Linked DNA regions of Homo sapiens: region 2 is linked to region 1. The links are chromatin loops, found by intact Hi-C in ENCODE. Cell type or tissue: natural killer cell. All regions are shown on one strand. Each heading gives the region's core, and the rest is flanking DNA. Links, peaks and the distances in the headings are about the cores only.

Evidence for each region. Hi-C counts contacts between places; a loop is a spot of excess contacts. Peaks named below come from ENCODE experiments on the same cell type or tissue, not always from the same donor. Only the 100,000 strongest peaks of a DNase experiment are listed, where the experiment ranks them.
Region 2: it touches region 1 in a loop (10-fold over the local background); 1 of 110 quality-filtered maps calls a loop at or near these places.

Annotation. Positions count from the first base shown.
Region 1 is chr1:232,517,461-232,533,145 of GRCh38, forward strand. The region is part of intron 2 of SIPA1L2 (signal induced proliferation associated 1 like 2); the gene reads right to left. Among named protein-coding and RNA genes, the nearest start is that of SIPA1L2, 100 kb to the right of the region's middle. In natural killer cell, for the core only: no CTCF peak of the experiment used is centred there; a DNase peak (open chromatin) is centred at 11,461; H3K27ac peaks cover 500 bases; H3K27me3 peaks cover 345 bases.
Region 2 is chr1:232,449,018-232,464,702 of GRCh38, forward strand. SIPA1L2 (signal induced proliferation associated 1 like 2) reads right to left here. Exons shown (of 23, transcript NM_020808.5): 10 at 11,870-12,144. Among named protein-coding and RNA genes, the nearest start is that of SIPA1L2, 170 kb to the right of the region's middle. In natural killer cell, for the core only: no CTCF peak of the experiment used is centred there; a DNase peak (open chromatin) is centred at 8,784.

The DNA.
Region 1 (15,685 bases), core at 10,372-12,871:
AGCTCTGAGTTTAAGCCACCAACTAATAGATGTGCAAAATAAACCAGAGAAACTATTAAATATTAAAACTAGGATTAGCGAGAATAAGATAATAATTAGTCCTGGAAAACCTGACTAGCTATTATAATTTACTGGGCTCAGATTCTTACTTGAAAATCTATCTTCTGAGCTTTCACATTCCTCTAACATTTGTAGCTTTCTCAATGTTTAACAGATGAAATTAAAGTTACAAAATATTTATTACACATATCTTGTGAAAAAATGGAAGACACCAATATATAGTCAAAAAATAAAGATTAGCTGGGTGTGATGGCTCACACCTATAACGCCAGCACTTTGAGAAGCTGAGGCAGGAGGATCGCTTGAGCCCAGGAATTTGAGATGAGCACAGGCAACACAGCAAGAGCCCGTCTCTACAAAAACCTGTTTTTTTTTAATTAGCCCGGCGTGGCGGTACACACCTGTAGTATCGGCTACTTGGGAGGCTGAAGCAGGAGGATCCCTTGAGCCCAGGAATTAGAGGTAGCGGTGAGCTATGATCGCACCACTGCACCCCAGCATGGGCAACAAAGTGAGATCCCATCTCAAATAAAGATTTTACAATATAAATAATATACGAAATTAAAAATAGATGAATTTATGCTGAATCTTATCATTAGGTTCACTACAAAGGATGAAAACTATAGCAAACTCAGAGCATGTGAAATTCTTTCCTAAAGGTATCTCAGAATATTCCTTCTGTTGTGAATTTTGAAAACTTGTTTGTGCTAAGAACATTAGCTTTAGTGGACAGCTACTGATTTTTCCTATCTAAAATCCACTCCCCTTTCTTCTGGTAATGGTGGCTTGAATTGCTTTGGAGAATCATTTAATTTGTGTGAGGCTAACTCCACACCTAACACGTGGCCAGTTAAGAATACCTCCTTCCCTGGCCACAATTATTGGTCCTGGGATGCAGCCCGGATCCCATCTCCTTGTAACTCCTCCCCTGAGATTTTGCTCTACTGTAGCTTGTGGAAACTCTGTGGTTCTTTAATCTCTCTCCCTCCTCCCTTGTTTTCTACGCCCTGCCCCAGACATACCAAGCGTCTTTCAAGTCTTCAAACAGCCCACTCTCCAGGCTTGTGTCCCAGCTGTTCCCTCTAAATGGAGCATCCACTGCTTGAGCTGAACTGACAACCATTCATGATCATCTCTCTCCCCGCAACTGGGTGACTCCACAACATACTCCCATGGTGTCCTCTACTTCCCAAACACCCATTTCCATGCCTTCTAAGGACTTCCTGCTTCTCTCTGTGTGTCTCTCCCCAGGAGAAAGTTCTGTGAATTTGTTTTCTTCCCCATTTTATCTACGGTGCCTGGAGCTGTTTCTAGTATGTGGCAGATGTTTAATAAATATTATTAAATTAACAAATTACTGTACAAATATATTAGGCAGTAAGTCCTTATATTAGAAAATATTTAAATGAAAAATTCTGGTGGTTATAGGAATATATTTTACAATATATTGTAACCACAAAAGTTTCATTTGATATAACTTTGTAGAAAATCACTCATTATAAAGTCAAATACCTATGAATGGTTGTTAACACTTTGCAGGACACTGTTTGCTCCATGCCATTTTCCCAAATCCTTACAACAGGTAAACACAAAATTCAGCAACTACTCCACTCTGAAAAGACAGCTTCCCACCCCCACTTCCATACCAGCCAAATGAGGTGATTACAGACATGTCTTCTAATTGTATACAAAGAAAAGAATGTCATACTTCATCTTCTAAGCATCTCGGCAGCTTCCTCTAGTAGACCCAAGGCCCATTCCCAAACATGGTAGTTAATAAAACGGCCAATCCTGCCACCAGTCTCTGTCCTCTTGTGAGCGTGGCTACGCGGCTGTGTGCAGAGCTCCATTTTCTGTAGGTGGCATGCAGCCAGCTTCCTGGGGCTCTGGATGCCTGCCCGTGAATGGTACCACTCCAAAACTGGATGGCACATGGAAACCGTGCAATCTAAAGACCTGGTCAAAAGGCCACCTCAGCTTCGTGTCCGAGTTAGAGAAGAAGCCATATGAAGCGAGGGCCCACACATGCCTTCTTCTTCGTGAGCAGCTGTGAATCACACCTGTCCTTCCCCCTCTGTGATTTTACATCATTTTGTCATTCTAACAGATTGTAAAAAACCAGTTATGAGAGTTTCAGACTGGCAAATGCAGAGTCCTCAAACAAAAAGGCCATGGTATTTTTCCTTAGAAAGCAAACGTGCTATGAAACGAAATATTAAAAAGATGTAGAATAAACTGGATCCTCATTGTACATGTATATGGTGAGTGCCACTGGTACCACCTGCTCCCTCCTGCCTTATTCTAATTAAAGGCACAAGGATACTAACTGCTTTCCTAAGTGAATAGTTAAATGGACTCATACTTCTAAGCTGGTACAGCTTGAGGAAAAACAAACATCAAGGAAAATCTGAGACTCATTTAATACCTTCCCTAGAACTTTATAAAGATGACAGACTAATCTTCTATATGAGGCCTGTGACCTTGTCAGCAACATGAATATCTTTTCTTCCAGGTAATTTCCTAAACCTAGATTCTGACCATCTGGAGGGTGGTGAGAAGACGGAGTTTGCCTTCGAATGATCTAATTAAAACAGATCTCTAGATTTTGTCTACATACAGTTTTCTTTCTGTTCTTTAAGCTAATTTTTACTGTGAGGGGCACTGGTCTTCTCCCCATAGTTTCCAATTATTCTTGCATTTCATAAAATTCTATGGCTTTGCTCCCCAGTAAAAATAAATAATTATCACCAACATTCTGCAAGCACTTTAAAAACCCAGACAGAAACCCCACAGGTAGTGGGGTGCCCCCAAGTGAGGAAGGGCTAGGGAAGGCCACCGACCAAAATTGAAGAATTTTAGAGCATGAAGGAGCTGTTCTCATGCTAACTGTCTTGGTAATAATTTTAAAGGGATAGAAAAGAAATGGAGAGCATTTGATATTTAAGCATAATTGTCTTTAAATAAGATGTTTTTCGACGTTTTCCATGAGACATCAGTGAGTCTTTAAGACCAATATTAGAGTTCTAATTGAGCCACTTATCAGGAATGCAGCTGTAGCAAATGGATTGAAAACCACAAAATGCACAAATTACGAGCCCCATTCAAGGGAAAAAATGGTTAAAATTATATAGCAGATTTATAATACAAGTATAACTATAGTAAAAAAAATGCTTATTTTTCATGCCAGTATCCCAACAGCTCTAATACTAATATGGATAATAGGACAGGGAATAAAAGGAAGAACAAACTGATCCCACTTTTACCCTCTCTCTGTGGCCAAGAAGACAATCAATGAGCTGAGGTGCTGCTCGCACTTGAGGTCTGATCACCTAAAATGCATTTACCAAAAACTAAGCCTGGTATTAAGTGAAATTATAACCAAATGGCTATAAAACAACCCATTAACTCACATTCCTATTACAGTAGAATACGAAAATCAAAGCTATAAGACAATTTGATAAGTAGCTACTATTAAATAATAATGGTAATAAATTGATATACAAGTTCAATAATATTTTTGCCTGGTAAGTTTTTGATAGATCTGAACATGAAAATAAGTTCTTAAACATTTATCTTGAATTAAACACTGGGGTGGTACCAGAGATAAATATTTTTGAACATGAGAACATAAAAACCAGCAGAATTCTCCTCTTTGGGGTTTTATAACATAGGGGTAACCTATGATCTGCGAAGGGGAATAAAATCTTTTCTTGCTGGAAAGTTCACACTGGTGTTAGGCCAACTAATTTTTAAAGTACTCCACGTGCTATTTGGAGGAATTTCTCAAGTGACATCCCAGAAAAGCTGATCTCCTTGATGTAGTTAAGAATTTTTTCATTGGAGTAAAGCAGGACCTCAATAAAGAAACCCTGAAGGATTTAGTCTCCACAAGAAACCCATATTATGAGTTTCCTTTATACTGATTTGTACTTCATAGTGAAGGAAAGGGCCCAATCAAAGGTTTGTTAAATGGAGCTCTTGGGTGACTCTGTAAGTAAAGCAGCTTGGTAAACTCCATCTGGGTGGGGTCCTGGTCTGTCACAGTCACTGCTTCTACTCCCAGTCATGCCTGACACTCGGTTGACAATCATCACTAACCTATATCCATCCATTTAAATTGAAATGACTGCAGACCAAAGTATCCCAAAGTCCTGAGTCGACACAGTATCATAACACATGCTTGGAGCACACTGATTCTCATTTGTCTCTTTTGGTCTGCTGGCTGGCTCCTCCTCCTCCTCAGGTTGTCTTTAAATGCTGATGTTTTTCAGGGTTTACCCTAGCCTGCCTTCTCTTTTAATTTTATACATTCCCTTGTGCCAACCTCATAGTCTCATATGCCATCTCTATGCTGATGACTCATAAATCCTTATCCACAAGTCCAAAGATGTCTCACAGTTGCAGGAAGATAGTCTAGGTCCTCCTGCCTACCCCTCCCTGCACCCAAATCTGTTCCTCCTCTGCCCAGCTCAGGGAAAGGCACCACCAACCACTCAGGTGCCCAACCCAAACACCCAGTGCTCATCCTGCCTTCCCTTCACAGCCCACATTCAATCCTGCCCATTTTACCTTCCAAATACTCCTCAAATCCATGTCAATTTCTTCATCTTGACTGCCACGACCAGAGTTAGAACCACTATCATAGTTCTCCTAGATTATAATGAAACCCTTCAACAGTTCCTTATTTCCCTCTGAATAAAGCTGCTTGCTTTAAGGCAGCACAAGCCACTCATGATTTGGTCCATGAGTTCCAGCCCCTTGTGCAGCTGCTGGATTTCCACCCTCCATGCTCCCATGTGTTGACCTTCATGTTCTTATCCTTTGTACATGCACTACCTCTGCCCACATCTCTTCAAGATGTATTTATTTCCTGCCTTACTAAGAGGTGTTATCCATCACACCTCAGTTCACGTATCATGTTTTTAAAAAGCCTTCTCAAACCTTAAGGTTGGGTCTAAGTGGCCCCCATAGCATTGTGCCTTTTTTTTTTTTTTACTCTAAGTTACACCAGACTATTCTATACCAGTTTATTGTTTGCTGCTATCCTCTTCTAAACTCTAAGCATGGGGAAGACATAGACATGTCCTGGCATATGGACCCTCGGCAAATATCCAGCTCTACTATATGCTGCTGAGATGATGGTAAAGCCATCTGTAATCTCTGAGCCTCAGTTTCCTATCTGTAAAGTGGGAATAATTTTATCTATTTCAAAGGATTATTCTAAAGATTCAATGGGATCTAAAGCCGTGAAATAGCTGAAAATGTAATATATGAGTGTATATTTATTGACAAACATACTGATTTGAAATTAAGCAAATGAATGAAACCCATAACTATTCCAAAGGAACCCAGTAAAGGAAATAGTCAGGTTTACAAAGTATAGGATGACTGCTCACTGATTTACACACAAAGAATAAGAGAACACAAACCAGTAACTGACTGCAGTGTTTAAGCTGATTCTCCAAGAGGCAAAGAAAAGCTTTTAGAAGCTGAGTGAGTTGCCCAAAACAATCTCCAGGGAAGCACTATTCTCTTCCCAACTACAACTTACATTTGAAATTATTTGAGAGACTTTATACTGTATTAGAATATGGCTTTTGTAAAGTTTTAAACTTCCTGTATGTCAATAAGGAACAAGAACCAATTTCTGGTAGTAAACTGCTACCCTGCCCATCATTCTGTAAGTCAAAAATAGAATAAACAAAGGGCTGTTTTGTTAAATAGATAATTTTGATCATGGAGTTTTTTGAAGGAGACAGAAGAACAGCTGTGAGTATTGACTGCTTCCCATTAAATCTTTTTAAATCAGAAAGAGATAAAAAGAGATAGCCCTCACCTCCTTCTCTCAGGAGGTTATTAGTTAATACATCTTTTCAGCAATGTGACCCCTGAATTACAGATGGCACAGCAGGAAATCAGTCATTCCAATTAATAATTTAAGCAGAGGCATTTATGTCTGAGGAAAACACAGCAAAAGGAGAAAAGAATTTCTACTTAATGTCAACCAATATAGACTGTACTTATTAATTTCATTTAGAAATCATAAAAAATAATCTGTCCTATTCTTTAAATGAATGTTTAGTGACAGTGGGTAGCAAAGAAGAGAACATGAGCATTTTATAAGAAAACTGGCAGGCTGGAGCTTTAAAAAAAATACAATCCTTCCGGAAAACATTCTGTTCTCACTAATATTATTTTCCATTGAATCCACAGTGAAAACTCTTGCAAAGTATCTGTATTATGGTGTTCAACAAAACTAACATCAATCAATATTGTTAAAAATTGAACTAAACTGTGCAAAGCGTGTCCCATCACTGTATTCTTTATTAAAATGCAACAAATAAACACAAAGCCTTCAAATCTGAAGATGCTTCCTTTCAACTTGGCATAAAGGACATGAAAAGAAAATCCTGCCAATCCATACAACAGTCCAGTATTTGATTTTTTAAAAACAGTAATTTTAGCAGCAAATACACAACAAACTCCATTCACTACTCACACACACTGAAAGCCATCTTTGCACTGTTCCCATATTTACTTGAGTTATAAGATACTGAGTTTTGCTGAACAGTTTTATGTGGTTTATTGTCTGATATAAAAAAACCCTCTTGTTACTTCAGTAAATCAACGTATTCAGTTCTACCAGGGCACTGTACTGGATGCTGTGGGTGGGAAGAGTATGAAAGATGAATGAAAGAGCTTCCTAATCTTCAGGAAGCTTAGCTGGGTAAGACATGCACATGAATAATGAGTCATAGAAGAAATGAAGTTAAAACAATAGTATACCACTTCTGACCAAGCAAGTTACAAAAGTCCATGAGTGTGTCACACATGCATGTCACACACACAAACACACTCCCCATGCCGGTGAGGGTCTGGGGGATGCATGTCCCACATGCTACAGACAGATGCAAACTGGCAGCTCTCTTTGAACACCAATAAGGTAATATATATTAAGTCCTATAAAATGTTCAAATACTCTACATCTGAAAAATCTACCCAAGAAAATAAGAGACTTATAATAAGAAAATTAAAAACTTATATAGAAAAATATTCATCCAAAACTACAAGAATGAAAAATCAGAAACAGTCTTAACAGTCAGTGATCAGGGATAAACATAGTACATATATAAAATAAATAACTACACAATCCCAATTTTTTAAGAATATGCATCAACTTGAGGATTTATAATATAATATTATGTGTAAACAGCCATATACAGAAAGGTTTATATAAGGCATGAAACAAAGTATGTTAAAAATCTATATACATAAAAATACAGGAAAGAAACACCCCCATATTATGATAGTGGTTAGCTCTTACAAGTAGCCTTATGCATGCTTTCTGCTTTCTTCCTTGTATTTTTCTAATGTGTCCAAATTATGTAACTGTATATGTATGCTAACTTACATATATACAAATAAACTTTAAATTCAATAAATATAACATTTTTTTAAGATCCTTCATAAAACCAATGGATGTTTAAATTACACAGAACATATAATATTCTTCCTTGTATAAAAAGAGGACTGTTAGCTGCTGCTTCTCCCTTTTAAAGTCCCACACTAAGATAAAGAAGAAAATGGATATTAACATTGAATGAACAATACCTACTGTTGATTAATTTAACGTTTTTTTTTTATGGCAGGTATTTACAAAAATACTGCCCTTTATTCCTATGCAACAGAAATTTTTGTTAGAATAATAATAGCTTTTTTTTTTTTTTTTTTTGGAGACGGAGTCTTGCTCTGTCGCCCAGGCTGGAGTGCAGTGGCGCAATCTTGGCTCATGGCAACCTCCACCTCCCTGGTTCAAGCAATTCCTCTGCCTCAGCCTCCTGAGTAGCTGGGATTACAGGCACCCGCCACCAAGCCTGGCTATTTTTTTTTTTTTTTTTTTTTTTTTTGTATTTCTAGTAGAGACGGGGTTTCACCATGTTGTTCAGACTGGTCTGGAACTTCTGACCTCAGGCAATCTGCCCGCCTTGGCCTCCCAAAGTGCTGGGATTACAGGCATGAGTCAACACACCCGGCCAATAATATTTTATACTCAAATATATTTTCACAGGCCTTACACCCCACGAGACGCTTGGTGCACTGCAAGGCTGCTCATGTCGTAGACAGCACAAAAGATTAAGAATTAAGAGCTTTGCATCACATCTCTGGAGACATGACTGGGACCCTCAGCAGGCCACTTACTTCAGTTTCATCTGCACAATGGGGATCATGTCTGCTTAGCACACTTAGATAACTGTTGTGGGACCAGTGAGGAAGCACACATAAGTACTCCAGAAGATTTAACACCACAGATGCAAACTATGAGTCTAATCACCACCTGACACCTGAGCAAGCAGACGCCTGGATAGGCAGGGTGGAGCGATTTACTCCCGTGCATATGTCCAGTCCTTAGCTAGTGTTCTTTCCATCTCACTGAGGAATAACTTGTGCCCAATTAAAAACAGCTTTGAGGAGCCAAGAGAGGAAGGCAAATCAGGAAGTGGGATAGACCAAGCTGCTGGCAAAACTGCAACTGAGGAAATCAGTATTATCTACATAAAAGGTTGCCCTTAGGTTCTAGACCAATATTCCACTTCCTAACCTCTCTGAGAAGTGCCTAAGACTCTCCTAGTCCCTGTAGTGCCAATACTGAACGCCAGTTAAAGTGGACTGTGCTGCAGGAAAACACAGACCCGGCCTCCCCAGGCCTGTATCTGTCATCCTACCAGGGACCCTGGTGCTTGGCAGCATCTGAGTCTAACTCCTCAAAAAGCAGGCCAGATGGTGTGTACACCTCTCATGGGATCCCCTAACCCAGCGGTCCCCAACATTTTTGGCACCAGGAACCGTTTTCGTGGAAGACAATTTTTTCACACACTGGAGTGGGGTGGGTAGGGTGGGTGGCTTGGGATGAAGCTGTTCCACTTCAGATCATGAGACATTAGAGTGCTCAACCTAAATGTATGTGAAGCTCACAGTAGGGTTTGCACTCCTATGAGAATCTAATGCTGCAGTTGATCTGGCAGGAGGCGGAGCTCAGGCAGTAATGCTCGCCTGCTGCTCGCCTCCTTCTGTGCAGCCCGGTTCCTAACAGGCCATGGGCCCCTGCCGTAACCCACTGCTTGAGAGTTCTTCCAACTCCAGAATCTATATACCGTAGGCCTGTGACACATGCCCTGCCCTGAGTTGATAACCCTAAAATTAGACTTATTCTCCAAGGTGGGCCTAGGCAGCAAGTCACTCATCTGAGACTGTGCCCCCCTGACCGGTATCTGAGACAGGGAGGCCAGGGCTGTGGATTTTTACATCCTCTCACTGCAGATGTCCCTGCCCACATCAAGACTGTGCCCAAGGACTCTTCCCTCCCAGACTGAAGTGTCCTGCTAAGGGGTCAGTACAGTCCTCTTCTGAGGGGGCCTCCCCAAAGCTTCCCATACCGCCGTCTTCTTGGGGGCCTGACAGAATAAAGACAAAGTACCAGAGTGTCAGTCCAACTACTCAGGAACTGTCACCAAAATAAAGCAATTCCACACGGACAGACCAGCAGAATGATCTGGTGGGTGAAGAAAAATATTAAAAATACTGGCTCCACTGTGTCAAGTCTAAATTCTATGTCCCTCTGCTGCAATAAACTTGTCCTAAAATAAAACAAGAAACTTTGTGGTACAACTTCCAAGGTCACTAAATTAAAAAGCAGAAAAGAGGACAGGAGCAGAAAGGGCTCCATACTTTTTAATTGTCTGGTTTGACTCATAATTGTCCCAGCTTTGTTGGCCAGCTCATTGGATTCTTCAGAAAACAAAGTTTCCTGGAAACTCAAATCCAGGAGTAATGCTAGGATCAATCCTCAAGAAATGTTTTCCCATAATGTACTTCTTTAGGTTTTGCTTCCAGAGGGATACCATTTTAATTCACTAGGCACAGGGAGCAAATTCCAGGGCACTGAGGGGAAGACTCTTCTTTAAACATACTGGATTTGGAATGTTTCAAGTATGAACTGAGTGCTAAATATGAAAAGGAAACTTAAACCACTTTTAATTACAGATGCCCACTAATTAATTTGGCTTGATTATTTTTAAGAAGTTCATAACACTAAAGATCTTTACCTGAAGAAAAAAAGGAAAAAAGAATGACCACTTAATATGATATACAGCATTTTCTAAAATAACAAGAACACCAAAAACCCCATTTAATTCTTCTTCTTCTTCTTTTTTTTTTTTTTTTTTTTTTTTGAGACAGGGTCTCACTCTGTTGCCCAGGTGGGGGTGCAGAGGTGCAATCAATAGCTTACTGCAGCTCAAACTCCTGGACTCAAGCGATCCTCCCACTTCACTCTCCCAAGCAGCTGGTATTACAAGTATGTACCACCATGCCCAGATAATTTTTTAATTAAAAATCCCATTTTCTTATTAAAAATATGATCATGGGAAATTACTGCTTTCTTTGCATTTCCAAGTTAATGAATAAGAGTTGGATGCAGAAACTGTGGTTATCACAACTCTGAGACAAACAGAACACCCAACAGTGAAAACTGATCTCTTGTTAGCAAGTAAGCAAGTTTTATATATATATATATATATATATAATCAACTTTCTAAAAACCACAGGTAGACCCAAAGAACTTGTCTGAATATTTAATTATAAAATGTTAGTATTAACATAATTACATTTATTGAAGGATTTACTATTCCCCAAACCCTTGTAGGTTCATTCGATCCATAAAAAATCTCCGAAGAGACAAGAAAGAGACACTTCTCTCCATTAAACAGACAAGGAAAAAGTCTTAGGGCAGGAAAGTAAGCATTTGCCTGCAGTCAAATGACTGTGTTTCCAGAGAATCAGAACTAGAATCCAAGTTGCTTCATTTTTTTCTACTGTCGCAGGTTCTCAAATTTACACACAGCTTTTTAAAAATTAGAAATAAAAACAAAACACAAACATTACTGGCTTCATCTGTTCAAAAGAACCCAACCTAACCCAAATTTATTAACTTATAGACAAATTCATTAACTTCAAGCATCTCTCCTGCTCCTCCTTCCTGTAACGGGCAACTCTCCTCTTCATCCTTCTTAGAGCCAGACTAAGAGTAGAATTGGACAGGCCTAGGAAAAGGCAGCAGCTCCTCCAGCCTCACATCACTGGTGAGACCCATGCACAGACCTGGCTTACAATCAAGTGTGGCACTTTCTTCCCATTTGGCTCCTGCTAGTTACCCATATAACCCAAGGAAACCTCAAATGTTTGACTGGCAGAGCAGACTGGACATGATCCCAGGCATACCACCCTCAAATAACATCAAAACTTCACAACACCACTCCCAATCGCATTTTACTGACACTTTTGGTTTCTGCCTCAAAGAAACATTTTTTCTTCCCTTGTACAGAGAGCACTGTGTGGTGTTTTGGGTGTTAACCACCCACTTAGACTCACAATCAGAACATGAGATCTTAAGGGAGATAATCTGTTCTCACACCCCCACTTTATAAACCCAGAAGTTAAGTGATTTGCCTAAGGTTACAACACTAGTCAAGAGCAAAATGGATGTCCCACTGGGGTCCCAAAATGCTAACAGTTAGGTCATTGTTCTTTATACTTTTTATTTGAATGTTGTATTAATGAGAATGATCAGTTATGATACACAGGTGTCTCAGTTGGGCTGAAAATATCTACATGATCACCCTGTATGCCCTCCACCTCTATGTTTTTGCTTATGCAGTTCTCTTGCTTGGAATGTTTTTCTTCTTCCACTGGAAGTGGCAAATCTAACACACTCAAAGCCATAATCTATGACTCTTTTCCCCTCTAACTTTCCTCTAAAACTTGACCTTCAAAATACGTTGTGTTCCTTTACTATGTAACGGTATACATTATATTCATCCATTGACAATGACATGCCACTTACGTACCTATCGACCTACTAAGTATGAAGCTGGGCACAGAAGAATGGGTGACATGGCTCCTGGCTTGGCGGAGGCCAGTAAAAGCTTCCAGGTAAAACACCCTTGAGGAGCATGGGCTCAAGGGTGCCAGAATACAGCTTGGCTAAAAGAATGCCCTGCTAAGATTTCCTGCTGTTGTTCTTGGCTCATGCTAGCTAAGATAATGTCCAGAGTTGTGCACCTTCTCATCCATATTCTAGCTGCTAAGATTAAAAGCCCATACATTTGCAAAACTGGAAAGCAGCAAGGATATCACGATAGGGTGGCAAATCAGACATCACAATTTCTTTCTCTCTTTCCTCAGCTAGGAGTAAATAGTTTTAAGTTTTGCTTTTATTCTTATGGAGGAAAAAAAGGTATTGCCAACTTTGGCCAACAGAAGGCAAGAGAAAGCCGTAAGAGATCTGTATTATGCTCTTGAGCACGGCCCCACCTATTGCAGAATGATGTGTCATCAGCAACCTGAAGCCTCATTTCACCATCAACCCCACAGTTTGGGAGAGAAGTGCTGGTTCCCAGACTTCAGTATGAGCAGTCACTGGTGATTAAAGCATAACTTCTCTGACCCTTGTCATTGAAGGTGAACCAACCTGTTTCTCCTGCAGTCTTTCTTGTATAACCAGAATCCTCATCATCTCTAGGGGCAGGAAGCCTCACCATTTATTCTTTTTTTTTTTTAGATGGAGTCTTGCTCTGTCGCCAGGCTGGAATGCAGTGGCACGGTCTTGGCTCACTGCAACCTCCACCTCCCAGGTTCAAGCGATTCCCCCGCCCAGCCTCCCAAGCAGCTGGGACCACAGGCGCACACCACCACGCCCGGCTAATTTTTTTGTATTTTTAGTAAAGACAGGGTTTCACCAAATTGGCCAGGATGGTCTCAATCTCCTGACCTCGTGATCCACCCGCCTCGGCCTCCCAAAGTGCTGGGATTACAGGCGTGAGCCACCGTGCTGGGCCACCATTTATTCTACTTGCATTTACAACCCCTGTCACATTTTAGCCATGGAGTTTCTCCTTTAAGCACATGCCTGAGGCCCTCCATAAAAGCGTAGTACAACTAGAAAGGGTTCTTAAGTCTTCACAACAGATTTCTGAGCAAAAAGGTAAATACTCCTTTTCGCTAAAAAAAAAAGGTTAACAAGTTTGGGGTTGTTTTGCCCAGCGGTTCCCAAATCTGACTACACATTTTTAAAATTACCTAACAGATGTTTATACCCTGCTTCCTGGACTCTAGCCCCAGAGATTCTGGTTCAGAGGACCTGGAGCAGCCCTGGAATCTAGAATTTTAGAAGGGAGTTGTCATGCACAAATAGGATTGGAAGCTATTGGCTTCAACATAATTCTAATAGAGGAAAACTAAAAAGTTAAATACATGACTCTAAAATCTCCGTTTTCCCCTCTCACAAGTACTGAACCATCTTCCATTTAAGCAGCTGAATGTAGTACAATTTATTTACTCACAAGGTTCTTTAGTTTTGAAGAAATGAAAATGTGAAATTGGGAACGCTCTAGAAATCATTTATATGAGTCCAAAACACTATAAATTTCTACTGTGGTAACAGTAGCCTGGGTTTGCTCTGCTGTCAAAATATACTCTAAATTGCAACATTTACTGAGCATTCTGTAGGTGCCAAGCACTTTCTAAATGCCTTTTAAGTATTTGAATTTTGATAAACTTATATGATAAGAATTATTATTATCCCCAATTTAGAGTAAAACTTCTCAAGCCTCTAAATGCAGCATTTAAGGCCCTACCCAAATTTAGCTGCATTTTACCTATCCGCCTTACCAACCAAAACCACTTAAGACCACCTTAAAATCTTCTCAAATACACCTGAGCCACCCCAACCTCCCTAGCTTCCTTATTGGAGTTCCCTCCCTGCAATGTCTTTTCCATCCCCTTTCTTGTGATATTAAATATGCAGACATTGACGCAAGACCTAAGTTCAAATGCTGGCTTAGCCATGTACTCACTCTGCTCCTCTAGGCACATTTCTTAAACCCTCAGAATCTGTTTCATCATATGTAAAGGAGGTTTTATTTTTTCAACAAATACGTATACGTGACTACTACCTTCCAGGTACTAGTCTAGGATCAAAGATGCAGTAATGAAAGGCCCTGGAAAAGGTCCTGCTCTCACAGGACAAGTATTCTGGCAGAAGAAGTCATGTAATACAGAGGAACATCTTTTGGTTCTTCTTAGTAGTTGTGGTTGGTAATGTGGATAGGTAGAATGCAACTGAATTTGGGTAGGGTCTACATAACTTGTTCAAAGCGACTGCTATCATGGGACAGGATCAGAAAGGTTGGGGACATGTAGGTGCCGGTATGGGCGTTAACGGAAGGGTACGGTGGCTAAGGAAATACCTGAAGAAAAGGATGAGGAAATCAGCCACACAGATAGAAAGGAAGGGAGAGGGAGGAGGGGAAGGAGCTCCAATCAGGGACTGGAATTGAAAGCAAGCCTGGCACATGCAAAGACAGCAAGCACACAGGTTAGAAAGGTAGCGGGCTCAGATCCGGGAGGGACTGATGGGCCACAGGAAGGATTTGACTTTCATTCTGGACAGTTCTAAGCAGAGGAGTGAGATCTGACTTAGCCATTCTGTTTGCGGTGATGAGGAAAGGCTCCAGGGAACTAAGATGGGAAGGATGGAGGTAAGGCCACTGCAATAATCCAGGCAAGAGAGGGTGATGGGGTCTTGAACCAAGTGGCAGCAGTACAGATGGTGAGAAGCAGACTGCTTCCTGGTGGGAGGATTGAACTGGCAGCTCTGGCTAATGAATGGGCTGAGCAGGAGAACAAGAAAAGTCAAGAATGACTCCAGGATTTTTGGCGTAAGTAACTGAGAGGATGAAGTTGACCTTTATTAAGATAGAGAAGATTGTAGAAGGGAGTAGCAGTTACGGTTAAATAGATCACATGTGCAAAATGCTTATGAGCACAAGGCCTGAGACACAGCAAGAACTTGATAAATACTAACAGTATTTTTGCTGTTGTCATCATCAGTCCACATGAAACCTTGAAATCTTCCAGCTCACACTGATCACTTCTTACTGTAAACTCAGCTATATGTTCAAATCATTTGGGCACATAATAAATGCTGACTTACCTTGCATTTTTGTGCAGTTTTTCAATGGGGATAAAAAAATAAATTTAGCTTCCAGAATTGTTTGTGTTTCCTGAAGGCAGTAAAGCACATCCCATAACACTTCTTAAAACAAACTGAAATGTCTAGAGAGTCAGAATTTGTATTTTAAAAAACAAAGATCCTGAGGCTTAGCTGCTATATGACCCAATCACGGCAAATGCCCAGAGTAATATAAGCAAAAGCAAAACAAAACCCAGATTTCATGTCCTTGTTAAAAACACTGAGGTACAGCAGAGCAATGAGATGCCTACCTCTACTGCAGGAGAAACGCTAAAGAGAACTGTGGAACTAAGGTCCCTGAAATACAGAACAAGATGAGGCTGGGGTCAAGACAAAACCTGCCTTCTGTGGTACAATGCTCCATAATGACATTAGCTGTACAGATCTTTAAATCCCGTCAGATTTTGAAAATGAGATTCTAGAACTGACAGAGGGCATGGGTCAGAGGTTCCCAAAGGCCCGTCTGTGGACCAGTGCCAGGTCAGTTGCTGGAGAATTAGCTGAGGAATTTGTTAAAAACACAAATTCCTTAGCCAC
Region 2 (15,685 bases), core at 7,296-9,795, 72 kb before region 1:
CCACCCCACAGAGATCAAAGAAGATGGTTCTCTAGAGAAAAGACAAGCAGATGTAAACCATCCAATCACTCTGCAGTGAAGCTCATGGAACAACTAGATCGCTGAAGAAGAGGTGGAACTTATGAGAGTTAAAATTAAACACTAAAAAATCCAGTAAGACAGTTGTAAGGTAAACTGAGAAATTCTCTCAGTTATGAGAGATAAAAACTTAAGAAAACTGGCCGGGCGCGGTGGCTCACGCCTGTAATCCCAGCACTTTGGGGGGCCGAGGTGGGCGGATCACGAGGTCAGGAGATTGAGACCATCCTGGCTAACATGGTGAAACCCCGTCTCTACTAAAAATACAAAAAATTGGCCGGGCACGGTGGTGGGCGTCTGTGGTCCCAGCTACTCGGGAGGCTGAGGCAGGAGAATGGCGTGAACCCAAGAGGCGGAGCTTGCAGTGAGCTGAGATAGTGCCACTGCAGTCCGGCCTAGGCAAAATAGCGAGACTCCGTCTCAAAAAAAAAAAAAAAAAAAATTAAGGAAACTGAAGTTCAATCTAAAAAGTCCGGCAACTACCAGACAGACCTATCACAAAAGAGAAGAGGGAAAAAAAAAGGGGGAGAAAATTATTAAGAAATAGTATATGAACATTTCTAGAACTAAGATATGTAAAACTGGATTAAAAGGTCCAGAGAGTACCGAGCCCAATGAATAAAAAATGGTCCACATGAAAACACATCACTGAGGAATTCAGACTCCTGGGTTAAGGAAGTAAGCCTACGGTTCTGGGGACAGGGTGGGTGGGAGCCTAAGGGTCTAAGGACCTGGGCGTGGAATAGTTCCATTCTTCTCAACAACAATACTAGAAGGTACAAAATATAACAAAGGAAATCCTTGTAAAATTCTGGGTGAAAGTGATTTCTAACTTGTCAAATCCATAGTACTTGGAGCTTGGGACAGAGAAAGAGAAAAAATAAAAAACAACATCCTAACTTTTGGCTTGGGAAACCAAATTCATGGTAGCGTTAATAGAGTAGAGTGGACTGAATACACCCTCCTAAAGAAATCTTAACACCTGCTTATAGAACATGAGGTAGTGATTTCTCTGTGCATCAGTAAAGGTTAGTTCTTATCCTTTATTTTAACTCTGTTTCCCTTCCTGAAAGTAAAATTCACCTCTCTTATTTAGTTTAAGTTACTCTGGATTTACTGAGTTTAACAGTTACATTATTGGTCAAACTGAGTAAATGCAAATTACATTGGGTTGCATCATTTTCTTATAAAATGCCAAGGCTCTATAAGTTTTGTTCATGGATTTATATTGCTTCCAAGTGTTTTCTGTTTATTAAGATACCACATCCCTAGGGCTACTGATTCATCCCCATAGCCAAAGACCTAATCAGAAATCAAGGGTCAGATATGACAGTAGATAATAAAACATGAAGAAAACCTACTTTTGTCTTCCACTCAAATCGATGCTCTAAGCGTCACTGGATGTTCAGGTGAACACCAGGCTTTGGTGTCTCACAGGTTCCAGCTGCCTGAGTAGTGCACATCAGGAACTGTAACTGACTACCATTGAAGTTACAGATCCTGGAGTTATATGTTGAATGAAAGGAACGTGAACCTTGAATCTTGTGAACCCAAAGACATCTTTGCATTTCCAGTGCTTGTTTGGCCTTCAAGTTTGTTTGGTATGGTTTTTAAGAGGAAAAAAGAAAGAGAAGACAGATGGCTGAGTAGTGTGGCCTACTTAATTCATGCCCATAGACTGTAGTCTTTATAAGACACTATAATTTAGCTTGAGGCTTGGAAAGAAACATGTAATATAAATGCATAATCATGACTCATATTTTGAGAGAATGCTGGCAAAAATCTGTGCAATCCATTAAGTTGAAGAGAGAATCTGGGTGGAATTATTTTATCTCCAACCTTGTGCAGAAAGTCATATAGGAAAGGTCTTTTAAAATACTAAGAACTGGCATTCTTTTGCCCTAATAAAAATTAGCTATTCTCAAAAGAATGGTTTTATTTTAAAATCAAACTAATTTTGTTATTATGTGACACTTTTACAGCAACTACTCTTGTGAACTAGATTTTGCTTTGTTTACTTCTATGACTAAGGTGCCAAATTAGTACTACTGATATAAGCGATCATCAAACCTAGTCAAACTCAGTTCCGTTCCATATATATGAGAAATTCCTTAAAGGATGCATACAGAAAATTCAACCAATGTTTAGGGAAATGGGAAAAGGCATAAAAGAAGAATGACAAATGAGCCTGGAGAAGTCCTCATGCTGCAGTGCCCATCAGAAATGGATCTGCGTCCCCCTTGGCACGCATCCTCTCTCCCACTTGGGGGGTTTTAGCAGAGGACACCAGGCAAGACACCCCAGCTCATGTGGAGTGTCAAACTGGGGGCTGCTGTGGATGGGGCACATGGCAAATATTTCGATGAGTTAAATAAAGGCTAACTGAAACCCGAACAGACCAAATGCCCAAAAACCTAGCACAAAAAGACATTTCTAAAAAAACAAGCTGCTCAACCCGTGTGTAACTGCAACATTTTTAAAGAAAAGACTTTTGCTTTCCTGCTACAGTAGAAAAATTCAGACCTCATTGATACACATGCTTGGCTTCCTCTCGATATACCAAATCAAGTCAATGGATGGAAACTGCATTTCTAGCTTCTGGCACATTCTTTACAGTTTGCTTGCCAACAGGAGATACTAAAAAACCTCAAGATAAGGCTGTGGGATCACTTTTATGTAGGCATATTGATTTCCTCTTTGCTCCATAACAAATGTACACATCATCAACTTATGCTCCTAATTACCATGCTACATAGGGATCAATACAAAGTCAGCTCCAGGTTAAAAATAAGTGCAATTTTTCACATTTCTTGTCTAGCCAATAACTTTTCTGAGTCTATTCTCTCTTCTCTCTCAAAAGCATACACTGGAAGGCAAAACATTCTGTAGACCAAGAAGGTCACTGAAAATGTGTTAGTTAAAAATGTGGCATTATCAAACTGTAAGAATAACAAGTAATTCCATTAGATGGCATCCTCAGAGGATCTTTTATTTTACTGCTGTATTCTAAAAACAGTATTACTTGTCCTTTTGCACTCACCATCGTGGACTTCCTGGGATGGCTTAATCCTGTAAAAGGGACACTCATTAACTTATTCATATTCATACTCATGGGCTTTCTCCCCTGCTTCCTGATGCCTAAAGCTAAGTTTCCTACCAGAAGACTTCTTGGTTACAGCTGCCACCACTTCCTGGCTTCCTGAACATGATCAGCAAAGAGGGGGTGTCCTATCTTGCTCACAGTTAACAGACACCACGGTCACTGCCAAGTACTGTAGTGTATGCACTCCACAACTTCAGAGGCACCCAGGAAGGCCCCCACAGTTAACAGACACCACGGTCACTGCCAAGTACTGTAGTGTATGCATTCCACAACTTCAGAGGCACCCAGGAAGGCCCCCAAGATGGCATCCACCCACCCAGGCCCATTCCTTTCCAACAACACCTTGAGTTTCTCGGAAGAACCTTCCATTTACCATCAATAATTTGGACACTGGAAGGTGGAATCCCTGCTGGCCAGGCTATGGACTTGGTTCTAAATCATGTCTTCAAACTCTGCAGGCTGACCGTCAAGACCATCACTGTTTGAGTCTAGTCAAGCCATATGGTTTTTTCCATTTGTTCCCAACAGGAACCCTAGATACCAAACTATCTCCATTAAAGAGAGAGTTTGGGCTCTAGGCTTAAAACCCAGACATGACTATGTGTAGCTTAGAAATGTGACAACCTCTTAGACCCTCCTCTTGAAAACAGAATAGTAACAGCAGAGGGTGCATCAAGATTAAGTTACATAAAATATGTAAACTTCCTCAACTGACAGCTTCAAAAGAAAGAAGTTCACTACAAATAGACATTATTACTTCTGTTTCCACAAAAAGGGGGAAACCAACATTAAACTGCAAAAGGCACATAAAATTTTATGAAAGTTCTAGATAACAGATGTTTATAGAGTTCTGGAATTTTAAAGTTTAACTTTCAAATTGAAAAAAATCTTTAAAGCTGTAAAATTCCCTTCATCTACATTCATCTGTAGAACAATATATATCATTATCCCATTATTTTATTCTTTTCATCTTACATAAAAGTAGGATGCATGACTTTGTATTACGCTACTATGAAACTAAGAAAGGGGAAGAGTCCTAAGGGAATGATGAGTAGCAAAACAAAACCAAAAAACCTAGAGAACTGAGAAGGTTCAAAGGGAAGAATACATATTCTTATCAAAAAAAGAGAGGGCAGTTGACCAGTTAGTTGGACCAGGTACCACAGACTGTGCAGTCACAGCTTCATCTAATCCCATGACTGGAACTTGCATTTACTGGACTCTGAAATTCCCTATTGGTTTTACCTTACTTGGCTGCATCACAGAGAATCTTTAAGTGAACCCAATAATCTAAGGAAAAGCCTTACAAAGTACTGCAATGCTATTCTTTAATTCCAATCCACCACCTTAGCATGTGTAGCACTTTATAGTGCTCCACATACATCATCTGACTTTCACAAAAATTTGTGAGGTACAAAGAAAATCTCCATTTTTTCAGAAGAAGGGCTAGAGAGGTTGGAAAGATGATACAGCTAATCAGAGATAGGGTTCACAATGGAACTCAGGTCCTCTGACTCAAAGTTCAGGGCTCTTCCTAAAACACAAGGCTTTTTTTTTTTTTTTTTGAAAACCATCCAAGAACAGTTACTGCAGCCTACACTATGTCATATTTTTCAGTAGGTGCTAAAAGAATCTTTGGAAACAAAAGCCGATCCTCTAAAACAAATTAAATGTTTTTTTAATATTATGCATTTTGTAAAAGAATCATTTTATAGCCCTAGGGATTAAAGTAATCACTGATATTTTAATCATTTTAATGTCTGTTATGCTAATAGCTTGCTAATAGCTAAAATACTCCAAATTATCCAACAAGGTGACAGGGGTAATTGATGCTCATTCGCTTGAATCACAAACTCTTTCTGGTACATAAAAAAATCAAAGGCTTCCAACCGGGAGATAACCACATAGTATAACTTACTGTAAAGGTTAGGGCAGTGGCATACATGAAATAGGCACTAAATGAAATAGTAACTTGCTTTTCAACAAATTCCTTAATTTACAGATAGAAACAGAGATACCCAGAATAGGTAGAAAAAAAGACATATGAACCATAATCACACTTGACCAAGCCCTCTTATAAAGGTCAGCAATTGAAAAGGTATCGTATGAAATAGGAAGTGAGGCTATCTGGCACTTACTAATTCATCAGCTTCCTTCCATCCTTTTCCTCCCTTACTAGAAGCAGACACAGGGGCAGATGGTATCTTTGTATCCCCAGTACCTGGCAGAGCACTGGACAGAAGCTCAGCACGTTCTTGTCAAAATCAACTGCTTTGTTTCTTAGAAAGCTTGAGAGCAGGAGTAACACTGCACTGTAATACTTCAAAATTATACAGAGAAGATTCTCAATAGCTAGCTATCTGACGCCTGATTTTTGACGAATGTATTTCTATGGGGGGAGAATATCCAATGGCTGTCCACTATGGTAGCCACGGTGTAACCTGTCAAGCATGAGATGGTTACTAGTCTAACACAATGCTCATGCTTTACCGCCATCCTCTGCATTCCTCTTATTGTGATGGTAATATCCCAACATTCAAAATGAAAAAACACGTGGGCACTGAAGTGTAGATTATTACTTGGAAAGGGTGACAGCATTTTCTACACTACCCTGAGACATTTATTATTAAGTAGTAAGTTGTTGCTGTAGTTTGAGAAAAATCACTTTTAAATAGCCAAAATATGAATAAGTACTACTGCATTTTAGAAAGCCAGAAAGACTAAAAGGAGTCCTTGAAAGTCAGATTACATCTGTCCCATCCGTTTTAACAGCCCCAGTGCTCAGCACAGTTCCTGGCACAAGCTAGTTAAGAGTGAGTGGCTGAATGAATGAATGAATGAGTGAATGCAAGGCAATCTACCTTAAATTCTATAATCCTATGTTCTTACTTTAGGGAGTGAGAGAACAATCTGAATGTTATATTGGAGAAACTGGCCAGAGGACTCAGAATAGTGATTGTACTTTAGGTTACCTTTGTTCTGTATTGTTTTCACATTTCACATCAAAATTCAATACTGGAGCGTCCATAAGACAACACTAGACATAACTAATTTTTATTATCCATACAAATAAGTTGGAACTCGAATATAAAAAGCTCACTTGAGACACACGCACGCATATGTTCACTGCAGCACTATAACAACAAAAACGTGGAATCAACCTAGATGTTCAACAGTGGTCTGGATAAAGAAAATGTGGTTGGCCGGGTGCCGTGGCTCACGCCTGTAATCCCAGCACTTTGGGAGGCTGAGGTGGGAGGATCACGAGGTCAGGAGATCGAGACCATCCTGGCTAACACAGTGAAACCCCGTCTCTACTAAAAATACAAAACATTAGCCGGGCGTGGTGGCGGGTGCCTGTAGGCCCAGCTACTCGGAAGGCTGAAGCAGGAGAATGGCGTGAACCCGTGAGGCGGAGCTTGCAGCGAGGCGGAGCTTGCAGCGAGCCGGAGCTTGCAGTGAGCCGAGATCGCGCCACTGCACTCCAGCCTGGGCAACAGAGCGAGACTCTGTCTCAAAAAAAAAAAAAAAAAGAGAAAATTCCATATACACCATGGAATACTATACAGCCATAAAAAGAACGAAACCATGTCTTTTGCAGCAACACAGGTGGAGCTGGAGGCCATTATCCTAAGCAAATTAACACGGCAACAGAAAACCAAATGCTGTCATGTTCTTGCTTACAAGCGGGAGCTAAACATTGAGTACACATGGACACGAAGAAAGGAATAATAGACACTAGGGCTTATTGAGGGTGAAGGGTGACAGAAGGGTGAGGATGGAAAAACTGCCTGCTGGGTAGTATGCTGATTGCCTGGGTGACAAAATTATCTGTACACCAAACCCCCACGACACGTAATTTACCCACGTAACACACCTGCACATGTACCCCTTGAACCTAAAAGCTGGGAAGAAAAAAAAGTCTGCTTTGTAATGAATAATAAATGGGATAAAGCATGGAAAAAATTTTTAAAAAAAGAAGGCTCACTTGAGTCCAGATTTCAGCCCACCATTTATTTTATATATGTATGTGTGTAGATATACATCTAAAAATAAAAACTGTTAAACTGACAAAATTGAGTTTTCCTTCTATTTCCATACTCTCCTCTCTGCATACTTCAGGGAGTTGAATGACCAGGCAACAGACAGCAAAACAGGAGATGAGAACATAAAGTTTTAATTTTTATAGAATGATGAGAGAATAATAATTTAGACTCATGATAACATGAGAAAATTTCCACTGTTTTGCATTATATAGAAAAATGCCTTGGATAGTATGTCAACAAAGTATGAAAAAAATCACAAAAAAACAGATGCACTGCAGCAAGGAATTTCATTTCCATTTTTATTGGACATATTTACTAAATTCACTCACATTATATAACAACTCATGCATAATTCTGATGAGTTGTTACTTCCTTTATATCCGCCTTTTAGGTTGATATGCTTTCCTTCAAATGACACTGATAGAATGTCAGTCACCTTTGAAGGCCAGAGGCCAGGGCCATACCGGTGGCTGTAAATTATCCCTTGCAAAAACAAGACAGATCTTAATTAAGCATTTCTGGCCCCAGCAACTCTTCATCTTTGCCACAGAGACTGTCTGCTTGAGAAACACCCTGGTTCCCCTTTCAAACCTCATTTCCATTTGAAGAGTACTATTCCCAAACTGCTTCTTGCCACTCATTCCCAATGTATATGAATTCACTCCAGGATCCAATCCCAGCACGAGATCAGTTAATAAGTGTCCCTCAAGGGGGATTCTCCCTGCTCAGTGTTCCCTGCAACTCCACAAGGAAAACTAAAAATGGCTCTGACTTCCCTTCACGCTGAGGGACAAGCTAGACTGTCACCTCCCTTAGGCTGGCAAATGGGACTTCAAAACACAGGTGGCTTTAGGTTGAACATAAATACTTTTATGGGAATTCAAAACACAGGTGGCTTTGGATTCAACAGATTAATAAATACTTTTCCTACTAAAGACTGCATTTATTCCAGCAGCTTCTGAGTCAAAACCAAACACCTTTTGACCTGAGGACAAGAAAAACTGTCTATTAAATGACAGGCCACTCATGCTGCCCACAGGAGGAGCTGGGCTCCCATGTCAAATGATTTTCTAAAACGGGAGTTGATAAATGGCAAAAATGAACTGAAGCATTTTTCACAACATTTATGAGACTAAAATATCTCATAATTCCTTAATTTGGCCATTTTTGTAGTCTTCATAGTGTTTATGTTAAAAACTACTGTAAAAATGTATATGTATATATACACACATACACACAGAAACACACACATGCATATACATGTCCATTTAAATAATATTTCTCCTCCCTCACAAGCACGAAGAGTCCATCTGAGAAAGTTGGAGGTCATTTTCCATGCTGCAAGTCAAATGTATAGCTTTAGCTTGAGGCACATCCTGTTATGTGTTGCTATATGGTTAACAGTACTAAAGGATGTTTGATTTAAAGGGTTTGTATTTTAAATTTTAAAAGGAGTGAAGTGCTACCCATTTCCCCTTAGCCCCTCCTCTACAGTTTCTTAACAAATCTAATAATGCAGAAGGCTAAACATGCTGAGCGCGAGGGTGAAACTGAAAATGACACTTCATACTTACACTTGCGGTCTAAAGCAAAGGGCTGGTATTGCAAGGGTGGTATCTGGTTATGAGAGGTTGTCTCACAACACCAAATACTTTTATCAGGGCACCCAGACAGTTGCAGGCAGAAAACAAATCAAAACTAACAAAAATATGGATTTAAAAATTTACAAATTCAGATTCCTAGAAAATTGGAAAACTGAATTGAAAGAGTTTTAAATGATACAGGCTAGGCTTAAAGCCTTCATGACCTGCAGAAATGTGGGTGATGGGTGTGCCAATTTTGGAACGTTGCTACTAGGCAAATAGCTAATTCTAATCCTTCTGGCTAAGGTTAAAAGACAGTTATTACAGATTAATTGGGAAAAAAAACCCTGTATGTTTAGGGAATGACATTAATGAGACTCCTAGGAGGCAAGGGCAAAATCTTTAAATAAATATCTTGCCTAGCTCCATTAAGAGAATTTGCATTTAAAACAAAGAATTAATTATGTGTAGACCAAGGCAGATAACTGATTCCTTAGAGGAAAAACATGTCCTTGGATAAAAAGATAACAGCTGCTGGAACTTTTAAATTGTAGTTTTTGTTTGTTTTAGCTGAAAAACAATTCAATATTTCGTAGAAAATTCTATCCTCCTAAATTGTATTTCTAAATACCAAATATCACGACAACTTTACCATTTTTATTAAACAGATCTCTTGAAAGCTTTAAAAATTTCTTACTAACAGTAAACCAAAACTAAAAATAGGCAAGAAATGTTATTTTTTAACCCAAAGGAAGCGCAAGGTAACATTTTTGTCCAATTCTATAGTAATCGGCTGCTAGGACAGATAAAAGACTTGATACAAAGGCAGATAAAAGACTGATTCTTATCTTAATAATTAAAAACCTGTATTTCTACTAAGGAAGACAGAAATCTTACTGTATGAAAAAATTTCTAACAAATGCTGGAAAATGTACTATAAAAGAATTTTACATATACAGTACTTTAGCTTTTAAGGCCTAAAGGATTTGCCTTTTGTTATTTCCAAGACTCATTTTTAATAAATTAATTTTTTATTTTCTTTGGACTCATAGCAGTACATGTGATTCATGGGACTCTGGAAAAGCAGACAGATTCAACTAGGCAGAATCAGGCAAGGCAATAAGAAACATCTTAACACGGGACTGATACTCTACAGAGAAAACTTAGTTTCTTAAATCCTTATTTTATAAACACACTGGGCAAATACAGGAAACAAGGCCACAGAAAGTGAGGCTGGAGGCAAATGCTAAGATAACTAATAGAGAAAGATTTTTGCAAGATTTTGCACATTAACCATAGAGGAAGACAGTGTAAGTGGCTTTTTTTCCTAAAAGGAGATCATGGTTTAGCTGATCTATCCAATATGGCAGCCACTAGCAACACGTGGCCAATTAAATGTAAATTAATTAAAAGGAAAAATTCGTTTCCTAAGTTGCACTACAGTTCATGTACGTAATAGCCACATGTGGTTTGTGGCTACTGCTCTGAACGGTACAGACACAGATCACTGTAGAAAGTGCTAATGGAGAGTGCTGGCTTAAAGGAGGAAGAAAGGAAACAGAGAAAGGAGAGAGTATGACCTAGGTTAGTAAGTCCAGAAAGTAGACCCAACAATCCTACTATCTTTGGATAATCAGAATTTATTTTTTCATATGAAAGAAATTAAAATGAATATGCTAAAGTTTTATTTATTATTATTATTTGAGATGCAGTCTCACTCTGCCACCCATGCTGGCGTACAGAGGCACGATCTCAGCTCAGTGCAGCCTCGACCTCCCAGGCTCAAGGGATCCTCCTACCTTCCCCTTCTGAGTAGCTGGGACTACAGGTGCACACTACTGCACCTGGCTAATTTTTGTATTTTTTGAAGAGATGGGGTTTTGCCATGTTGTCCAGGCTGCTCTCAAACTCCTGGGCTCAAGCGATCTGCCCACCTCGACCTCCCAAAGTGCTGGGATTACAGGTGTGAGCCATAGCGCCCAGCCCCTAAAGTTTTATTTTTCTAAATTAAATGTGTGGGGCAATTATGCTAGAAGGTTCTAAGTGCTTTACATGTGTTACTTTATTTCATCTTCATTGAAATCATAGGAGGTAGGCGATATAATAATCCCATCTTACAGAGAGTAAGTGAGACTTAGAGAGAGTGTGTGAGTTGCCCCAGGCCACACAGCAAATTCCTGGATTCCAAGCATACTTTGTCTCTCAAAAGCCAGAGCTCTTAAGGCTGCCTGTACGAACTCCATTTGGGAATGAAGATAGAGGGAAGGTGCTCTAGATACTACCACCAGTCATGCATTAACACAAGTAGTGGGCCACAGCCTCAATAAACGGCTCCTTCTTAATTAGCATTCTTTCTCCTTTTGGCCTAATATTTTATGTTGGGCATGATTATTTTCTATTAGTAATGTAATAGTATTGCTTTCTAACCCCGTTCTTATCCCAGCCCTCCACCTATCCGCCTCTGAACCTTCCAAGTCTAGCCGTTCCTTTTCATCTATTTCTCCTGACAGTTTATGATAACGCCCTGAACCAGTTCAACATCTCTCAAGCTTCAATTGAGAATGGAGTATTTACCACAGAGAGTACCTGTGCTGTTCCAACATTCTTTCATACCTACAACTATTGGTCTGTTAAATATTTTTTAAATAATCAATGGCTTCATGTTATGGGAAGAAATTCTAACTGAATAGTTAAGTATTTAATGTGCTCAAGGCTGAGCTGTGATACAGAATTATTTCCTCTTAGATATAAGAGGTCCAGGGGAACCAGGCAGGTGCTCTTCCCCTTAGTTCAGAATAGCTCAGCTTTAATGTAGTCAATGTTCCATTAAAATGCTTAGCAAATTATTTTTTATCATCTATTACATATTTTAAAGCTCCTTTTCAATTCCTCGAACGAGTGACATCCCAACAACATTGTACAAATGAGTGACATCCCAGAACACTGTACAAAGACACACTTGACTGCATTTTCTGAGGACCTTGCAGGAGCACTGAGGACAGCCACCTGCTACAGAGGCAAAGGAGGAGTGAGCATTACTTGGGCCTCCCACGCCTTACCTTCGGGGCGAGCCGTCATCATGGGGCTGGATGATGACCACCTTCACAGTCACAGAAGTACGGAGCAGGTCGATCATCTGCTCGTGGGTCAGAGTGGCCACGGCTACTTTGCAGATCTCCACGAGGCGGCTCCCTTGGCGAAGGCCAGCCTTCCAGGCAAAGCCAAAAGGTTCCACATCTGCGACAATTCCTTCAAAATTCACATGGAAGCCAAGCTGGCCCAGCCCGTTCCTCCTCAGGGTCATTTCCACAGTCTCGCAGCCTCTCGTCACTATCTAAGGGGGAAGGAGACTGTTAGAGATGCCCTTCCTGCCCAAGCTGCCATGGGGCTCTGCCAAAGGTGCACGTATGGGCCTCCATGCCAGCCCTCTCCCTTGGGCCCTCGCAGCCCAGCCTGTCTCTCTCTGCCTTTTCCTCAAACTGTCCAAGTGACAGGACAAGGACACATTTAAGTTCAGAGCTGATCACAATTAACATTTGCATCAAGTGCAAAGAAAATAACAGAAGCAAAGCAATGGTTTCATTCTTCATTCTAAGTCATATCTGTTCTTGATACAGGTGTCCTGCTTTCTTAGATGTCACTGACCCAGAGCTTGAGAGCTTCAGATGGGCTCAGATAATTCCCGTTTTTCCTTTATTAGGTAAATTGACTTGACTTTTAAGCATATAAATCCCATCGTTCTAGATGGATTTTTGCAATGGAAAACCTGTAAAGACTTTGTGGACCATTACAAGTTTCAACCAGCAAGCACTAAAAACCATGAGACAATTTATTCATCCCAAGCAAAGAAAAACACCCCAAAGCACTTGAAAGCTAACGCTTAAGAGCCCACTCTGAGGTTCAGGAAGGGCAGTGGCAGAAAGTCAGAGCTTTAGGAAAACTCTAAATGTTCTCTACGCACCAGCCCTAGGGACATACTGTGGAGTGTTCTGTCCCCTAGGGTCCTTCTCTTGAGGACAGACAACTGCCTATGCTTGCCTGAGTGGTGAGGACCACTCAGATCCATGGTGGGGGCAGGCCAGCCAGACTCCTTGGCCATCTGTTCACAAGGCAAGTGTGTAGGATGGTGCTCTGGCAGGCAGCAGACAGACCCTCTGTGCTTATGGGCTGCCTCTCCTCCACTAGGCCTGTCTCCTAGGGGCTGAGGGCAGCCCCAAGCAATGGAAGCCTCAGTGTATGTACCTTACTCAAGAGTGAGAGAGAGTCAACAGCAGTTCCACAAAAAGGAACATGAAAGAAGAATGGTGGATTGCATCCCACTTGGTACATTAAAGCACCACTAATGCAGCCCTCAAAAGCACTCACCGAGCATAGTTTACATCCAATGAAAGAAAAACATGGGCTCATTAAGTATCACCCGATGACTATGACCTCACCTATCTGTGGGAATTTCAAGTTGGGAGGTATCATACTCCTATCCCCAAAAGCCCAGAGGCAATGTATGAAGTTTCAGTTTAATGAACACTCCATTTCTATGAAACATGCTCTGACTACATAGATACCTATTTAATAAGACCTATGACAGTAAGTACAGCTGTGGGACTGGGGCTGGTTCATGTATCACCACTGTGTCTGATGTTTCCATGGTTACCACAAGTGCACACAATGCCAATCAGCTTTTCCCAGACAGGCATGACAGTTCACGACTCAGCAAAATGCGGAAAGGGGACTGCTGGTTTTAGTTAGTGATGATGTTTTAGAATATTGACGTTTCTAAAGTCATGAACTGAAGTAACTAAAACTTGAAGAAGTAGTTCTGTAATAGGCACAACACAAATAAATTTTGGTCACTTCTTTTTCAACTTTGTTCTAAGCAATCCTATCAAAAGACGACACATAAGATGTACCCAGCCTTCTTTCAAATATCAATGCGATTATCAGGTGAAGTTTATCATCCATGTATCAGGCTGAAGAGTTATTGGCTGAGCCTTTCCAGAGTCCTCCAGCTCTGGCTCTTCTGCTCATTTCCTCCAATCACCTGCCACCTCCCCTACTTTGTCTTTTTGCTATTTCTTTATCCCCTCTGTTTATTGCTTCCTAACATCCCCAAAGTCTGAAGTAAGGTGTTCTCCATGTATTTGGACTTCTTCCATGGACCCAATTATCACACGAAAATTGTAGTCTCCAAGCCAGGACTGGCTATGTAATTTGTGGGGCCACAAGAAAAATCAAAATGCGAGGCTCCTTATGAAAAAATTAGTAAGTATTTCAAGATGGCAATGGCAGAGCATTCAACCAAGCACGAACTCTTCTGAGAGCGGGTCCCTGTGCAACTGCATGGGTTGCACATCCGTGAAGTGAGCCCTGCCTGGCCCTCTAGGAACAAACTCTCATTCTGCTCCTGTACTGTTACCTGCAAGACAGACCCTTTAGTTCCACTTTCCACCACCTGAGAATGGATACTGAGTTAACCATCTGCCAAACGGGCAGGCATTCCCAACATCTCCACTAAGACTGCATTCTTCTCTTTCTTCCCATTTCTGTTACTACCACTCTGCATCAACCCTTACGATCTAATCCCTTCAACAGTCTTTGGTCTGGCTTGTTTCCAACAGCTCATGTTGCAAGTCATCCTAGACACAGAATATAATTCCTAAAATATATTTGTAATATTGTGCATCTTGGTCACACTGACAATACACTTTTCTAGGAAAATAGGATGGAGTCCATCGAATAGCAAATGTATAAAAGCCCATGTGTAAATATCCAGGGAAAGTACATTTTTGTGGTTGGTGAAGTGGTATTTGTGTTGTATTTTCAGAAGCACAGATTATAATGATTTGGTGGATATGCTAAAAAGAAGTATTTGCAATTAGCAAAAGCAGAATGCATCCAGAGACTCACCAGTATAATTCAAGTCAATTCTCTAGGTATATAAACTAATCATTTACTTAATCACCCCAAACTCTTATCTAGGCTTGCTCACGTATACCTGATAATACTGTTGAACACACTGAGGCCCTTTACTGTAAACAGAGTCCACAAATAATGAAATTACTTTTCCAAGGCTAGCAGACACTGCCCTGATTTTACCTTCTCTTATACATGGTCTCTAATAACAAAAGGGAGGAAATATTTTTGGTGGGAGGAAAGGGGGCAAGAAATGGATATAATTTCTCCTTTTCTCATGATCCATAGTGAACTAAACCTTTTCTAATTAAAAAAAAAATTACATCCCTCTTGGGGGAAGATTTACACACAAGAAATTCTATTGTCAAAGCATGTTTTTTTCTTATATTACCAAAAATAAAAACTAGAAGTAGTTTGATTTATTCTTACTACTTTATTTTATATGCTCAAACTAAAATCTGATTCTTACTTTGTTAAAATTGGGAGCAGAAATATGACTACTGAACACCATGGATAAAATATAAGGGTTTTGCACTAAAAATCACATACATGAAAATCTTTCTTAAGTCTAACTTTTCAAAAGCCTTTCTAAATTAATGTGTAATTCTGAAAAACTCCCTTAAGAAACTGTGGCTCTAAGATTAATAATATATTTAATCTGGCACATTAAACAAAAATAGCTGCTGTATAAACATGCAGGGGTGAAACTGCAGATAGGACTCGTCATTCATACAGTCAACAGCAATTCTGTTGTTAATTACCCACTGGGAAGGTATGTTATGTCAGCCTCCATAAACAGACATTCTACCCAGACACTTCTGTTTTTCCTTCAAATGCTACTAAAATACATCTTAATGTTCTCTTTTGCAGGTTGGCTTAACTTTTCTTTTCCAATTGATTTATGATGGTTGCTTCTCCACCATTCATGTATTCAACAACTCCCCAAAAGGACCCAGCATTTAAAA